Regions from separate parts of the Homo sapiens genome. Here region 2 is linked to region 1. The links are chromatin loops, found by intact Hi-C in ENCODE. Cell type or tissue: HCT116. All regions are shown on one strand. Links, peaks and the distances in the headings refer to the core of each region. The heading gives the core; the rest is flanking DNA. Region 1 has its middle 30 kb from the start of CD2. Region 2 overlaps IGSF3 (immunoglobulin superfamily member 3).

Evidence for each region. A loop is a pair of places that touch in the nucleus more often than their neighbours do. Peaks named below come from ENCODE experiments on the same cell type or tissue, not always from the same donor. Only the 100,000 strongest peaks of a DNase experiment are listed, where the experiment ranks them.
Region 2: it touches region 1 in a loop (2.8-fold over the local background); 20 of 110 quality-filtered maps call a loop at or near these places.

What each region holds. Positions count from the first base shown.
Region 1 is chr1:116,723,269-116,726,182 of GRCh38, forward strand. No RefSeq gene overlaps it. Among named protein-coding and RNA genes, the nearest start is that of CD2, 30 kb to the right of the region's middle. In HCT116, for the core only: a CTCF peak has its summit at 1,672 (motif pointing right); a DNase peak (open chromatin) is centred at 1,683.
Region 2 is chr1:116,573,279-116,576,192 of GRCh38, forward strand. It overlaps IGSF3 (immunoglobulin superfamily member 3), which reads right to left. Exons shown (of 11, transcript NM_001007237.3): 11 at 1,130-2,914. LOC124904385 (a long non-coding RNA gene) reads left to right here. Exons shown (of 2, transcript XR_007066497.1): 2 at 536-1,472. Among named protein-coding and RNA genes, the nearest start is that of CD58, 3.7 kb to the left of the region's middle. RefSeq lists an enhancer at 763-1,052. In HCT116, for the core only: a CTCF peak has its summit at 1,511 (motif pointing right); a DNase peak (open chromatin) is centred at 1,493.

The DNA.
Region 1 (2,914 bases), core at 275-2,774:
TCATCCCATTTGTGATGACGAATGAAAGTCAATAATGATCCATTCCTCTGGCACAGCATTGTCCAATAGAACTTTCTGTGATGTTGAAAATGTTCTATAGCTTTGCTGCCCAAGATGGTAACCACTAGCCACACACGACTACTGAGCTCTTGAAATGTTGGCAGCATGGTTGAAGAGCTGAATTTTAAATTTGACTTTGCTTTAATTAATTTAAATCTAAGTGTACACAGCTACGTGTGACCAGTGACACTGTATGGGACAGCACAGCTGCAGCGTGTTGGTTAAGATCCTGGCTCAGAAGTCAGATAAACACACGTTTCCATCCTGGTCCCTACTCACTAACTGTAATCAGGCAAGTTATGGCCACGTATCCTTGGCTCCCTCATTTTCAGGATGGGCACAATTGTGCCTACCTCGAGGAGCAGTTGTGAGGATGGGGTAACAGGGTGGAGATAAAGCACTTCACACAGTGCCTGGCAGAAGGTTAATGCTCAATAAATGTTCAGTGTTTGGTTATTTCCTAGGAAGCTCCTCAAAGGGCTCATACCACTCTCTAGACATTGCAGAGAGGTGGTCCTAAGACCTCAGTGCTGGTGTCTTCCCTGGAAGCTTCCCTTGTCCTAAGTGATATCACATAAAGTTGACTCAGGGGAGGACAAAGTTGGAGCAGAGGGAGAGTCAAAGGCCTCTAAACCAAACTTCTCACTACTTTTGAGACTTCCCTGGGGAAGTGAAGACTGCTAGTTGCTCACACAATGTTTGAGTGACCATGTGCCCTAATAAAAGACCGCAACTCCCAGGCTATCTTACAGTTAAGGGTGGTCAATAAGATGCAAGCAGACATTGTTAAATCTAAATGTACATTTCAGGACTTTCAGGAAGTCTTAAGAGGGGTCAGACAGTTTATATCTTCTCTCTTGTCTTTTGTCCCTTCACCTTTCCTCCTACTTCCTATGTGGAATTCAGACATGATGGCTGGAGCTCCAGCAGCCTTAAGGAAGTGTCTTTGAGGATGGGAGCCCTGTACTACTAATGATGGCAGAGCAAAAACAAAAGAGGCCTGGGTTCATGGACACCATGAAATCACGGTACCAACCTGGGCCTGCCCGCCTTCAGATTTCTTTTATATAAAAGAAACCACTTGTTTTGGTCTGTTTTGTACTGCTATAACAGAATACCTGAGACTGGGTAATTTATAAAGAACAGAGATTTATTTCTTGCAGTTCTAAAGCCTGGGAAGTACAAGGTACAGGGGCCTTCATCTGGTGAAAGGCTTCTTGCCGTGACATCCCATGGTGGAAGGTGGAAGGGCAAGAAAGCATGGACACGAGAGAGACCAGGAAGCAGTCCAAACTTATCCTTTTATCCAGGAACACGCTTCTGCGAGAAAAGCATTAATCTATTCACGAGGGCAGAGCCTCTTAAAGGTCCCACCTCCCAATAATGTTGGTTTGGGGATTAAGTTTCTAACACATGAACTTTGTGGGACACATTCAAACCATAGGACCTCCATACCATGTTTATTACTTTTGTTTTCTCTTATGTGTAGCAGCTATGAGCTAGTTATTTCTAAGCAGTGATTAATTCTACAAGTCCAGGTTATTATGGCATATAGTCAATGAAAGAAAGGGCTTGAGAAAATCAGTCCAGTCTTTATTCCTTCATCCTGCCTGCAGGGGGCGTCTAAGTCTGTGAACAACATTAGAGATACCTGTTCCAGTCAGTCTTTTTTTTTTTAATCGTTAAACCTGTTCATTATTTTTTTCTTCCATTGATCTCGTGTTCCAAAATATTGTGTTTCTACCGTCAGTTAAGTTTTGTTGGTGTTTTTGGTCATAAAAAACATTTAATAACCTGGGTGTGGTGATGCATGCCTATGGTCCTAATCCTAGCTACTTGGGAGACCGAGTCAGGAGGATTGCTTGACCCAGGAGTTTGAGGTTACAGTGAGCTATGATTGCACCACTGCACCGCAGCCTAAGCAATAGAGTAAGACCCTGTCTCAAAAAAATATATCAATAAATAAACAAAAAATAAACATTTAGCAACCATAGTGGATTTTGCTTTGTTTCGTTTTGTGGGCTGTCCAGCAGCTGATCTCCTTCTTATATTTGGGGAATTCTCCTAATAAAATAGAGCCTCTGATGGCCTAATACTTGTTGTCCCTGTCCTTCAGCAGCTGGACAAGGGCACACAAGGCTTAAGATTTACCAACTCTGCCGGGCACGGTGGCTCACGCCTGTAATACCAGCCCTTTGGGAGGCCAAGGTGGGTGGATCACGAGGTCAGGCATTTGAGACCAGCCTGGGCAACATAGTGAAACCCGGTGTCTACTAAAAATACAAAAAATTAGCCGGGCATGGTGGTGCATGCCTGTAATCCCAGCTACTCGGGAGGCTGAGGCAGGAGAATCACTCAAACCCGGGAGGCAGAGGTTGCGGTGAGCCGAGATCGTGCCATTGCACTCCAGCCTGCACAACAAGAGCAAAACTCTGTCTCAAAAAAAAAAAAAAAAAAAAAAAATTTGCCAACTGGATGGTCTCACCTGGGACTTTGCATCTGGAGCAAGTAACACAAAGCAGCAACCATGGTTTGGAATGCAGTCCACTGGGCAGTGACATCCCATGTCCTGGTGGTTCCAGTGGGTCGGTGTCTGGTGTCCAGTGGTATCCCAACCATGCCGCTTCTGTGGTGTGACCTTGGCTGAGCTCTTCATTGCTCAGCTTTTCCTGGCTACTGCGCATATCCAGAGTCTGGTCTTCCTGTCTTTTCATTTGCTCTGGAGCTGGCAGACATTTTCCCAAAGCAATTATTTTCTGCTTAAGTCAACTAGACTTGGTTTCTATTGCATGCAGCCAAGAATCTTGATGGATACACATGCTAAGCAACATGATTTTATCTATGATACCTGCAG
Region 2 (2,914 bases), core at 279-2,778, 150 kb before region 1:
AGAATGTAGTGAGCAAAACACTGCTCAATCCTGCATAAATGCAAATTGTCATTTTCATTGCATGCCTCATGAGGGAACATACATTCATTTATATAAATACTGGTTGGATTTGCACGAAGGACATAGAAGGGTAATCTTATTCCATAATACTCTATTTCCCTTTTTAAAACATACCCTGGCAGAAAAAGAACATTAGAAAAAAATTAGGAAAAATTATACATAAGACTTAACATGGAACCATTATGGGTACCCAAGGGAGAGGCAGTCACATTTTCAACTCCTGGCCAAGCCAGCAGCTGCAAGGAGTTGATAAGGATGCAGCCAATGGTTCTGGGAGCAGAGGAAAGCACACACGAAAGCTTTTGAAAGTCTTGGATTTAGAAAAAGAAGAAAAAAAGAAGTGTCTCCCTCTGCTTCTTACTATCTAGTTCCTTTTTGCATATTCTATGAATTTTAAAGAATTATAGATGGGTTCTGACTAATCACGTATCACTGCTATGGTTTTAATCATTCTAACATTCTTCTCAATTTGCAGATGTAAACCCCTCCCAACACTGGAAGAGGAAACAGAGACCAGTGCGCTGTGCAGTCTCACTTAACTAGAATGCACAACTCCTGCTTTTATCACCATTCTGGGAAATCCCCGCTGCATTTCATGGCCAGGGCAGCACTTCATAGTTGGAAAAGGATGGTGTGGACTTGCCGCAGAGGCCCTAGAGAAGGCCATCCTGTGTTCCTGCTCTCCTTCTCATCCGGCTTCTACCCCCACCCCACCCCCCAACAAAAACGCTACAGGTTATAAGATCTACATTCTGAACCTGGCTTTCAGGGGCTAGGTGTGTTGTGTGTTGCACAGCTCTAGAGGTAGCATAGCCTTGATCATCGGGGTGGAGGTGTCTATTTACTATATGTTGCAGCAGATGGCAGTGAAGTGTCTTGAGGAAGAGGTGTTTTTATCATTTGAAGGTTATGGGGTGTAATAATAAAGACTGCAATTCACAGACCTTGAGCCTAGCAGGCCAATGCCAAGGGCAGAACTGTAGGCTCCCACAGCACAGTTCCACAGAGGAAGGGGGCTGGTTAGTAAGGGGAAAGAAGGATAGAAGACTGCAGTAAATGTAAACAGCCGTATTTTCAACATAATTTACTACAGGTCTCTGAAGTGTATATAAAATGTTTTAGTGCAACATCTTACAAATAGTTTTCCTTTAAAAAAACAGAAACAAATCAACAGCTCTCTACATCATGCATGGGTAGTTTTCTTACCCCATCTTTTTTTTTCCTCAATAATTAACGCAGAGAAACCATTGTTTGAAAAGAATATGAAAACTTGCTACAGAAACACCCGGTGAAAGAGGGTGTGGTCATATTCATGTCCTAGAATGCGCCTAGCACAGTGTAGTTTTTCATAAATGCAACATTGTAGACATAGATGAATCCAGAGTATTCAGCAGTTTTCCTCCGTCTCAGAAGACTAAAGCTCCAGTAGACAATGCGCAATGAGGTCTCACAGCCACTGGAGGGCACCATTACCATCCATCTGACATCGCATTTCCATAGAAATGGCCAAAGAAAGAAGGTCCTGGGGTTTTTCATAGAAAGCTCAAAAAGTTCAACCTTTGATGCTATCCCCCAGCCCAATACAAAATACACAGAAAAAGCAATTATTAAAATACTGGCTTCGGTTTCTTTTTTTCCTTTCAAATTTCCTACAATTGCTTTACATATTTGTGTGCAGCACCTACTTCTTTATCGCCGTGAACTGAAATCTAAGATTTCAAACTGAAATCTTAGTTACACATCCTAGTCCCAGCCAGCGCTCTGGCAACCTCCCATTTAGACAGAGGAAACGCCAGTCATCTTCCCTCATTGACTCAGCCTATAAAGTAGGAGTCAGCAAATTCCCACTGAAAGCCCACATCTCTGAAATAAAGAAATGGGGCAAAAGACCTTCTTTTTTCATGACTGAGCCGCTCCTGTACCTCTAATGTGTTGATGCAGCATAATAAATGAGAATCAGCATGTCAGGCAACAGCAGGATTAAGGTGGTGGTGCCTGCACACACTGTCTCACAGGAGGGTACGGTATACTTGGGGGAGAAAAGGCAGGTCTGTGTGTCTGTCAGAAAATGGCTGAGCAATCGCCACCATGCTCCCCTCAGCTGGGAATCAGCAAAGTATCTGCCGAGCAGCCCAGGCCACCTGCATACCTGCAGACCCTTGAAGGATCAGCACAGACACTGGCCTGGGGAATCCCATGGCCTCCCCTGCAGTCTGCTCGTTCTCAGAACAGGGCTTCACTGGAATCTTTTATCAGACTTAGTTCCAGAATCCCTGATGACTTTTTCCAAACTGTGACCCCCTCTTGGGATTCAGGATGTAAGTTCCCAGAGTAAAGGAGATGGCATGCTTGGCCAGAAAAATATGGGAAAGCAAGGGTATAAGAACATCTTCATAAAGGGAGCAAAAGGAAATATTTGCAATTGATGATGCCCTAAGAAGGACAAGCAGCACCTGGCCCAACAGTGTAAAAGAACAGGGTGACACCAGCCATCATGGGGCTCAAGGGGCGTTAAAATAAAAAGCCACCATAACAATGAACAACCAAACAACCTAGAACCACAAGAGAGATCAAGAAAGGGAAAGGAAAAATCCCACAGACAATGCCTTGTGATCACAGTCTGCTGAGACTAGGCAAACAGAAAGGATGACAAAGGGCTGCGTCTGGACTGCCCCCAGGCTGATATTCTTATGGCAGTGAGAGGCAGGGAGAGAAAAATGAATAAGGAAGACATCACTATAATTAAGGAAAATCTAATTGGAAGGAAGAAGAAAAACCTAGTCTTCACACCTCCAGGGAGGTAGATATTTCTCTGCACTCTCCAACACCAGGCCCTGGAAACCCCCCTCCCACC